Linked DNA regions of Homo sapiens: region 1 is linked to region 2. A link is an interaction called in ENCODE POLR2A ChIA-PET data of the cell type or tissue named here. Cell type or tissue: B cell. All regions are shown on one strand. Links, peaks and the distances in the headings refer to the core of each region. The heading gives the core; the rest is flanking DNA. Region 1 overlaps CEACAM1 (CEA cell adhesion molecule 1). Region 2 overlaps CNFN (cornifelin).

Region 1 (5,371 bases), core at 235-5,234, 130 kb before region 2:
GTGCAGACTCTCTTCCCTTTGTTTTTCTGATTTCTCACAGCTGACCTTAGGTCCAGCCTGGAATGTGGGGAGGGGGTTCTCTCAGCCCCAGAAAGCCCCGTGTAGCAGGAGGGGCTTCACAGAGGGGGAAGCAGAAAGGGTCCTCAAGGTCAATTTGCTTCTGTCACTAACATGTCCCTTTCTGTAACTTCTTGGCCTTCTTTTACCTATTCCATGAGATATAAGGAATATGTGAGGTTTTAAAACAGACTCACAATAGTTTTCCCTAAATGAGAGAAGGAAATGCCCTTCATCAGGGATGAGCAGCTCAGACTCTGCTCCCTGCTCTACTCCCGGCTTGCCCGGTGATTGGCTCTGCCCTGACCCCATGTGGGGTAGGACGCAGGTGTGTGCAGAAGGTGTCCAGGTGGCCTGTCATGAATCCAGCTAAATCAAGATGGCAGTCAATGGCTGGGCGCTGTGGTTCATGCCTGTGATCCCAGTACTTTGGAAGGCCGAGGTGAGAGGATCACCTGAGGTCAGGAGTTCGAGACCAGCCTGACCAACATGGCAAAACTCCATCTCTACTAAAAATACAAAAAAAAAAATTTAGCCAGGCATGGTTGCACATGCCACTAGGCATGCCACTAGGGAGGCTGAGGCACAAGAATCACTTGAACCTGGGAGGCAGAGGTTGCAATGAGCCGAGATGGCACCACTGCACTCCAGCCTGGACAACACAGAGAGACTCTGTCTCAAAAACTAAATAAATAAATAAATAAAGGCAGTCAACACCTGAGCCTCCCCTGGGTCAGGCTGCCTCCCTGAGCTTGTCCTGGCTCTGAAGTCACCAGCTGTATGAGGCTGTGGGCACAGCACATGGGATAGCACAGAGCACAGCGAGTGACCCACACTTGGAGAAATCGGGAGATTCAGCCACAGGGGCTCTGCATTGGAGAGAATGGGCAATGCCAAACAGCGTGTATTTGTAGAGAAGGTAAGAATATCAGCCTTTTGTTAACACTGTGCCTACTCTAGGAATCTCCTTCACCGTGATATTCTATCCACAGACCAGGAAGTAAAACTCCTCTTTACAGTGGGAAATCCTTCGGATTGGAACTCCAGATAGTAAGGTCATGAAGACTGGATGGGGCATCATCATTCCCTAAAAAATTATTTAATGAAAAAAAACACTACCTTCCCTTTTGTATGTAAAGTGACAGTCACAGGAAGGATGCCTGATCACAGCTCCAGGAAAGGGTCAGTGGGAGGCCAGGCACAGTGGCTCACGCCTGTAATCCCAGCACTTTGGGAGGCTGAGGCGGGTGGATCATGAGGTCAGGAGATCAAGACCATCCTGGCTAACATGGTGAAACCCCGTCTCTACTAAAAATACAAAAAATTAGCTGGGCATGGTGGCACATGCCTTTAGTCCCAGCTACTCGGGAGGCTGAGGCAGGAGAATGGCTTGAACCCGGGAGGCAGAGCTTGCAGTGAGCTGAGATCATGCCACTGCATTCCGGCCTGGGTGACAGAGCGAGACTCCGTCTGAAAAAAAAAAAAAAAAAGTCAGTGGGAAAAACATTCTACCTGATGATGAGGTTGCTCGGTCTGTGCGCTGAGAAGAAGATTCCAAGTGGAGATATAGAGATATCCAGAGGGTCACTCTGAGACGATCTGGGGTCAGGAGGGAGGTGCAGCCCTCTCCTTACAATTCATCACCTGAACAAAGACACTCGACCTTCTGCAGAGGGTCAGGGCTATCCCCTGGTTGGTGACCTTTGCACAGCTCACTGTGGGACCTGAGAGCTGGCTAAAATCTCAGGGAAAGGAGCATAGCCCTAGGCCCCAGGCCCCAACCCTATTCTCAGTAGGTTATCTCAGATACTCTGCTTGTCCACAGAGCTAAGTCCAGTAGTAGCAAAGCCCCAAATCAAAGCCAGCAAGACCACAGTCACAGGAGATAAGGACTCTGTGAACCTGACCTGCTCCACAAATGACACTGGAATCTCCATCCGTTGGTTCTTCAAAAACCAGAGTCTCCCGTCCTCGGAGAGGATGAAGCTGTCCCAGGGCAACACCACCCTCAGCATAAACCCTGTCAAGAGGGAGGATGCTGGGACGTATTGGTGTGAGGTCTTCAACCCAATCAGTAAGAACCAAAGCGACCCCATCATGCTGAACGTAAACTGTAAGTGACTCCTCACCCCTTCCTATATGTCCCTCTAGGATTACTCTGTCAATGGTGTGCAAAATGGATAAAACTCACAGGAGGCAGAATATCAATGAAGAGACCATTATAGCAAACAGAATTGCAAAGTGGTTAAGAGCTCAGCTCAGGCCGGGCACAGTGGCTCACGCCTGTAATCCCAGCAGTTTGGGAGGCCAAGGCGGGCGGATCACGAGGGCAGGAGATCGAGACCATCCTGGCTAATATGGTGAAACCCCGTGTCTACTAAAAATACAAAAAAAAATTAGCCGGGCATGGTGGCGGGCGCCTGTAGTCCCAGCTACTCGGGAGGCTGAGGCGGGAGAATGGCGTGAACCTGGGAGGCGGAGCTTTCAGTGAGCCGAGATGGTGCCACTGCACTCCAGTCTAGGCAACAGAGCAAGACTCTGTCTCAAAAAAAAAAAAAAAAAAAGAGCTCAGGCTCTGAATCAAATATACATATACTTAGTTGGTTTTTTTTGGTTGGTTGGGTTTTTTTGTTTGTTTTGTTGTTTTGAGACAGGGTCTCACTCTGTCACCCAGGCTGGAGTGCTGTGGTGTGATCAAAGCTCACTCCCGCCTCAATCCCCTGGGTTCAAGCAATCCTGCCACCTCAGCCTCCAGAGTAGCTGGGACTACAGGTTGCACCACCATGCCTGGCTAAGTTTTTAAGTTTTTTTGTAGAGTTGGGGTTTCACTGTGTTGCCCAGGCTGGTCTCAATCTCCTGGTCTCAGCCTCGGCCTCCCAAAGTGCTGGGATTACAGGAATGAGCCACTCTGCCCACCCCGTATTTAACTATTCTAAGTACCTCTCATACAGATGGAAGCATGCAATATTTGTCCTTTTGTGTCTGGCTTACTTCATTTAGCACAATGTCTTCAAGCTCCATCTATGTTGTAGAATGTATCAGAATTTCATTCCTTTTGGAGACTGAATAATATTATGCTGTGTAGATAGATACATCACATTTTGCTTATCCACTCATCCATCTATGGACAGTTAGGTTGCTTCCACCTTTTGGCTATTATGAATAATGCTATTACAAACATGGGTATACAAATATCTGTTCAAATCCCTGCTTTCAGTTCTTTTAAATAGATACTCAGAAGTGGAATTGCTGGATCAAATGGTAATCCTGTTTAATTTTGAAGAACCATCATACCATTTTCCACAGTGGCTATACCATTTCACATTCCCACCAGCAATGCACTAGAGTTCCAATTTCTCTACATCTTCAAAAACATTTGTTGCTTTCTGGTTTTGTTTTGTTTTTTATAATGGCCATCCTAATGGTTATAAGGTGGTATATCATTGGAGTTTTGATTTGCACTTCCCTAATGATTAGCAATATTTAGCATCTTTTCATGTGCTTATTTGCCATTTATCTTCTTTGGAGAAATGTTTATTCAAGTCCTTTGCCCATGTTTTAATTAGGTTGTTTGGGGATTTTTGGTTGAGTTGCAGTAGTTCTTTATATATTTTGGATATTAATCCCTTATCAGATATATGATTCTCAAATATTTTCTCCCATTCTATAAGAAGTCTTTTCACTTTTGTGATAATGTGCTTTGATACACAAAAGCTTTTAATTTTCATTAAGTCCAATTTCTCTACTTCTTCTTTCGTTGCCTATGCTTTTAGTGTCATAGCCAAGAAATCATTGCCAAATTCAATGTTCCAAAGTTTTCACTCTATCTTCCAAGAGCTTTATAGTTTTAGCTCTTACATTTAGGTCTTTTATGCATTTTGAATTAATTTTTATATATGGTGTTACATAAAGGTTCAATTTCATTCTTTTGCATGGATATCCAGTTTCTTCAATGCCATTTGTTGAAAAGACTATCCTTTCCCCACTGAATGATCTTGGCACCCTTGTCAAAAAACATTTGGCTATGTATGCAAACATTTCTTTCTGGGCTCTATATTTTATTCCACTGGTTTCTATTTCTTTTTGCCAGTACCATACTGTTTTGATTACTGTAGCTTTTGGATTTTGTTTGTTTGTTTTATTGTTGTTGTTTGGGTTTTTTTGTTTTGTTTTGTTTTTTTGCTTTTCTTTGTAGAGATGGCGTTTCACCATGTTGCCAAGGCTGGTCTCAAACTCCTGAGCTCAAGCAATCCACCCGCCTCCACCTCCCAAAGTGCTAAGATTACAGGTGTGATGATTACCATAGCTTTGTAAAAAATTTTGAAACCAGGAAGTGTGAGCCCTTCAACTTTGTTCTTTTTCAAGATTGCTTTGGCTATCCATGGTCCCTTCAGAGTCTATATAAATTTTAGAATGAATTTTTCTATTTCTGCAAAAAATATTACTGGAATTTTGATAGAGATTGCACTGAATCTGTAGATCACTTTGGGTAGTACTGTCATCTTAACAATATTAAGTCTTCTAATCCATGAAAATGGGGTGTCTTTTCAATTTATGTCTTATTTAATTTCTTTTGGCAATGTTTTGTATTTTCAGGGTACAAATCTTTCACCTCTTTGGTTAAGTTTATTTCTAAGTATTTTTAAAGCTCTTATAAATAGAATTTTTTTCTTAATTTTCCTTTGAATTGTTATTAGTATACAAAAATACAACTGATTTTTGCATGTGGATTTTGTATCCTGCCACTTTGCTAAATTTATTATTCTAACAGTTTTTTTGTGGAATCTCTAGGGTTTTCTATATATAAGTTAGTGTATTCTGCAAACAGGTATAATTTTACTTCTTTCCAATCTAGATGCTTTTTTTTTCTTGCCTAATTGTTCTGTCTAGGTCTTCCAATACTACATTGAATAGAAATGGCAAAAGCAGGCATCCTTGTCTTGTTCTTGATCTTAAAGGAAAAGTTTTCAATCTTTCACCATTGACTATGATGGTAGCTGGGGGTTTTCACATGTAGCATTTATTATGTTGAGAATTTCCTTCTATTCCTAGTTTCAGTGTTTTTTAGCATGAAAGAATGTTGAATTTTGTCAAATGCTTTTATCGACTCATTTTCATTACTGGTTATAGGTCTATTCAGATTTTCTATTTATTCATGATTCTATCATGGCAGGTTTTGTGTTTCTAGGAATTTGTTCATTTCATCCAGGTTATCCAATTTGTTGGCATTCAATTACTCATAGTACTCTTATAATCCTTATTATTTCTGCAGAATTAGTAGTAATGTTTTACTTTCATTTCTGACTTTAGTAAT
Region 2 (5,337 bases), core at 1-5,000:
GTTTGAGATGCACGACAACGTGAAAGGCAAAGGTGGGACCGCTGGGTGGACCAGCAACCCTCTCAGTACTGGAACCTGGCCGCCTCCCTCCCCTGGGCACCCTTGCTTCGAAGACAGACGGCGCCTGCTTCCACCCCAGAGGCCCCAGAAATGCTGCAACCCAGAACCCAGGCCCAGACGTGGAGGAGGAGGCGGCACCGCCAGGCCCCACCCAGATGTGGTCCCCACCCTTCCTCAGATGTGCAGGAGACCCCCACCCCCAGCCTAACCAGACGTGCAGGAGCCAGCAGCAACAGGGACAGACTGGGGTTGCCGGTGCCCAGATGTAGCAGAAGGGAAGGGGGAGGCACAGTGGTGTCCCTTCAGTGGGCGGCCTGGCGGCCCCGCCCAGACTGCCCGGCACAGGGAAGGGTGGCCGAAGTGCGGGGCCCAGGAGATGCTGCGAGGCTGCCAGCTGACCCCTACCCTCCCACCTCTGCAGCTATGTCCTACCCTGTGACCAGTCAGCCCCAGTGCGCCACCACCAGCTGCTACCAGACCCAGCTCAGTGACTGGCACACAGGTCTCACGGACTGCTGCAACGACATGCCTGTCTGTGAGTGCCTGCCTGCTCCCTCTCCAGGCCTGGTGGAAGATGGGTTTGGGGGGAATCAGGAGAGGGAAGCTCACCTCCAACCTCCTCCCACCGCTTGCTAACCCCACTCCCACCTCCCTTCCCTGGACTTGGAATTCCCACTCTAACAGTCACCCTTTCCTCAGACCCCCAACACTCCTTAGGATACTACCTCATGCCTTCCCACACTCAACTTATCAGGCCCTCAACCTCCCCTTTGCATGCTCAGCTTTCCTCACTGTGACCCCCAACTCCCTCTTCAAACCCTAGCTCCTGGCCCAGTGCAGTGGCTCATGCCTGTAATCCCAACACTTTGGGAGGCCAAGGCATGACAATCCCTTGAGGCCAGGAATTCAAGATCAGCCTGGGCAACATAATGAGATCCCCATCTCTACAAAAATAAAAATAAAAAATAGGTCGGGCGCAGTGGCTCACGCCTGTAATCCCAGGACTTTGGGAGGCCATGGCAGGTGGACCACAAGGTCAGGAGTTCAAGACCAGTCTGGCCAAGATGGTGAAACCCCGTCTCTACTAAAAATACAAAAAAAAAAACCGGGCGTGGTGGCGGGCGCCTGTAAACTCAGCTACTCGGGAGGCTGAGAAAGAGAATTGATTGAACCCGGGAGACAGAGGTTGCAGTGAGCCGAGATCACGCCACTGCACTCCAGTCTGGGCAACAGAGCGAGATTCCGTCTCAAAAATAAAAATAAAAAATAAAATTAGCCCGAGGTGGTGGCACACACCAGTAGTCCCAGCTACTCGGGAGGCCGAGGCGGGAGGATTGCTTGAGCCCAGGAGGTCGAGGCTACAGTGAGACATGTGATCACACCACTGCACTCCAGCCTGGATGACAGACCGAGACTTTAATTTCTTTTTCTTTTTTTTTCTTTCTTTCGTTTTTTTTTTTGTTTTGTTTTTTGTTTTTTTTGAGACGGAGTATTGCTCTGTCGCCCAGGCTGGAATGCAATGGCACAGTCTATGCTCACTGCAACCTCCGCTTCCCGGGTTCAAGCGATTCTCCTGCCTCAGCCTCCCTAGTAGCTGAGATTACAGGCACACACCACCACGCCCGGCTAATTTTTGTATTTTTAGTAGAGACGGGGTTTCACTATGTTGGGTAGGCTGGTCTCAAACCCCTGACCTCGTGATCCTCCCGCCTAGGCCTCCCAAAGTGCTGGGATTACAGGCGTAAGCCACTGCACCCAGCCTCCAATTTCTAAAAAAAAAAAAAAAGAAGAAAAAAAAAAAAAGAAAAACCCTGCCTTCCAATCGCTAAGCCATCCTCTCCTCGGACCTCTAATTCCCTCTGGGACCTCTCCTTGGCTGGGACCCTCAATGCCCCTCCGCGGCGAATCAACCGCGCCCCCCCCGGGGCGGAGCCGTCGGGAGGCCCCGGCTGGCCCCGCCCCTGAGCGCCTGCGCCCCGCCCAGGTCTGTGCGGCACTTTTGCTCCTCTGTGCCTTGCCTGCCGCATCTCCGACGACTTTGGCGAGTGCTGCTGCGCGCCCTACCTGCCCGGAGGCCTGCACTCCATCCGCACCGGCATGCGGGAGCGCTACCACATCCAGGTGCGCGCCGGGCTGGGGACCCGCGGGAGCAGGGAGCTGGGGACTGGCCTCCTGGGACCCACCGCGGGGCTCCTGACCGCTCTCTCCTACCCTCTAGGGCTCCGTCGGGCACGACTGGGCGGCCCTCACCTTTTGTCTGCCCTGCGCCCTCTGCCAGATGGCGCGGGAACTGAAGATCCGAGAGTAAGGAAGTTCCCTGTCTTCCCCGTCCTTTTCCACCAGTCTCGCCTCTGGCCTTCTCTGGCCACTCCTGGGAGGGACTGCCTCACCACCCCTGTCCCGCTGCCAGAAATACACCCACAATAAAAACCTGAAAACCAACTCCGCCTACATCCATTTTGTCCCAGGGTAGGAATCTGGGTGGAGAGAGAGGATTGGTGAGAGAGGTGGGGACAAGACAGATGCCTACGTGTGACCCCGCCAGGCAGTGTGTGACTTTGTCAAGTTATCCCTCCCAAACCCCAGTTGCCCTCACCCTAACAAAGTAAAACCACTAACTCTTTAGCTGCAGACTCCCTGCCTGAAGCTGCCTGCATTCTGAAAATAAGCAAAACCAGAAAGTCAGTCTTGGGAGGACGGAGGCACTGAAGTTCAAAGAAAAAACAGGAGAGCGCCCTTGCTTGCTCCATATCTATGGACTGTTGGCCTGCACACAATTCGAACAGGCGTGGGGGACTTTTGTCTCCAAAGCAGAGAACTTATAAGCTTAAGGCTCTCTGGAGCTAAAAACGAATTTTTTTTCTTTTTTTTTTGAGACGGAGTCTCACTCTGTTGCCCAGGCTGGAGTGCAGTGGCGCGATCTTGGCTCACTGTAAGCTCCGGGTTCACGCCATTCTCCTGCCTCAGCCTCCCGAGTAGCTGGGACTAAAGGTGCCCGCCACCACGCCCAACTAATTTTTTTTTTTTTTTTTTAGCAGAGACAGGGTTTCACCGTGTTAGCCAGGATGGTCTCAATCTCATGACCTCATGATCCGCCTGCCTTGGCCTCCCAAAATGCTGGGATTACAGGAGTGAGCCACCGCACCCGGACCTTTTTTTTTTTTTTTTTTTTGAGACGTAGTTTCGCTCTTGTTGCCCAGGCTGGAGTGCAATGTTGTGATCTCAGCTCACTGCAACCTCCACCTCCCGGGTTCAAGCGATTCTCCTGCCTCAGCCTCCCGAGTAGTTGGGATTACAGGCATGCGCCACCATCCCCAGCTAATTTTGCATTTTTAGTAGAGACGGGGTTTCTCCATGTTGGTCAGGCTGATCTCGAACTCCCGACCTCAGGTGATCCTCCCGCCTTGGCCTCCCAAAGTGCTGGGATTACAGGCATGAGCCACCGCGCCTGGCCTAAAAAGGAATTTTTAGGGACTGTCTACTTCAATCAACCCTCTTTCCTGCAAAAGCAACCAACAGCAGATCAAAAAATGTTCAGGTCTCAAAATTGGACAGACCTGGGATCTAATCTTGACTCCTCACCATTTAGCTGTGTTATCTTAGTGAATTCATAAACCTTTCTGAACCTGATTCCCCCTATAGGACTAACAGTCCCTAGCATGTCATATGGCTATTGTGAGAACAAGAGATGGTACACAGGGAAAGGCCAAAGTGTGAACTCAAATCACTGTGGGCTGGATGTGTTGGCTCCTGCCTCTAATCTCAATGCTTTCGGAGGGCTGAGGCAGGAGGATCACTTCAGGACAGGATTTGGAGACTAGCATGGGCGACACAGCGAGACATCTCTACGAAAAAAAAAATTTTTTTTTTTTTTTTGAGATGGAGTCTCGCTCTGTCGCCCAGGCTGGAGTGCAGTGGCGCAATCTTGGCTCACTGCAAGCTCTGCCTCCCAGGTTCACGCCATTCTCCTGTCTCAGCCTCCCGAGTAGCTGGGACTACAGGCACCCGCCACCATGCCCGGCTAATTTTTTGTATTTTTTAGTAGAGACAGGGTTTCACCGTGTTAGCCAGGATGGTCTCAATCTCCTGACCTCGTGATCCACCCACCTTGGCCTCCCAAAGTGCTGGGATTACAGGCATGAGTCACTGCGCCCGGCCTCTACAAAAAATTTTTGAGCCAGGAGCAGTCACGCCTATAATCCCAGCACTTTGGGAGGCTGAGGCAGGAGGATCGCTTGAGCCCAGGAATTTGAGACCAGCCTGGGCAACATGGCAAAACTGTGTCTACAAAAAATACACAAAAATTAACCAGGCATGAGGCGGGGCGTGGTGGCTCATGCCTGTAATCCCAGCACTTTGGGAGGCGGAGGCAGGTGGATCACCTGAGGTCAGGAGTGCAAGACCAGCCTGGCCAACATGGTGAAACCCCTTCTCTACTAAAAATACAAAAATTAATCAGGCATGGTGGTGGGTGCCTGTAATCCCCGCACTTGGGAGGCTGAGGCAGGAGAATCACTTGAACCCGGGAGGCAGAGGTTGCAGTGAGCCGAGATTGCACCACTACACTCCAGCCTGGATGACAGAGCAAGACTCCTTCTCAAAAAAAAGAAAAAAATTAGCTGGGCATGGTGACGTGAACCTGAAGTCCCAGCTAACTGAGAGGCTAAGGTAGGATGATCACTTGAGCCCAGAAGGTGAAGCCTGCAATGAGCTCACAAGATGAGACCCTGTCTAAGAAAAAGAAAAAGAAAAACATTCTTAAAAATTAGCTGGGCAAGGGCACGGTGGCTCACGCCTGTAATCCCAGCACTTTGGGAGGCTGAGGTGGGCGGATCACGAGGTCAGGAGATCAAGACCATCCTGGCTAACACAGTGAAACCCCGTCTCTAATAAAAATACAAAAAATTAGCTGGGCATGGTGGCGGGCACCTGTAGTCCCAGCTACTCGGGAGGCTGAGGCAGGAGAATGGCATGAACCCGGGAGGCGGAGCTTGCAGTGAGCCAAGATTGCACCACTGCACTCCAGCCTGGGTGACAGAGCGAGACTCCATCTCAAAAAAAAAAAAAAAAAAATTAGCTGTGCATGTGGCTCACACCTATAGTTCCAACTATTCTGGAGGCTATGGCAGGAGGATTGCTTGAGTCCAGAAAGTCAAGGCTGCAGTGAGCTGTGATCACGCCACTGCACTCCAGCCTAGGTGACAGAGAGAGACCCTGTCTTAAAACAAAACAAAATCATTGTTTTTTGTTTTCTTAAGACAATCTCGCTCTGTCACC

The links. ChIA-PET counts read pairs that join two places held together with the same protein. Peaks named below come from ENCODE experiments on the same cell type or tissue, not always from the same donor. Only the 100,000 strongest peaks of a DNase experiment are listed, where the experiment ranks them.
Region 1: POLR2A ChIA-PET joins it to region 2 with 5 read pairs; 4 of 35 experiments call an interaction of 5 or more read pairs at or near these places.

The regions. Positions count from the first base shown.
Region 1 is chr19:42,515,747-42,521,117 of GRCh38, reverse strand. It overlaps CEACAM1 (CEA cell adhesion molecule 1), which reads left to right. Exons shown (of 9, transcript NM_001712.5): 5 at 1,883-2,170. All of the region lies in intron 2 of LIPE-AS1 (LIPE antisense RNA 1), which reads right to left. Among named protein-coding and RNA genes, the nearest start is that of CEACAM1, 10 kb to the left of the region's middle. In B cell, for the core only: no CTCF peak of the experiment used is centred there; no DNase peak of the experiment used is centred there.
Region 2 is chr19:42,384,184-42,389,520 of GRCh38, reverse strand. It overlaps CNFN (cornifelin), which reads left to right. Exons shown (of 4, transcript NM_032488.4): 2 at 482-595; 3 at 2,045-2,181; 4 at 2,279-2,502. The coding sequence starts at 484. The coding sequence ends at 2,368. Among named protein-coding and RNA genes, the nearest start is that of CNFN, 3.4 kb to the left of the region's middle. RefSeq lists silencers at 1,937-2,116, 2,137-2,316. In B cell, for the core only: a CTCF peak has its summit at 2,335; a DNase peak (open chromatin) is centred at 2,190; H3K4me3 peaks cover 746 bases; H3K27ac peaks cover 621 bases; H3K27me3 peaks cover 580 bases.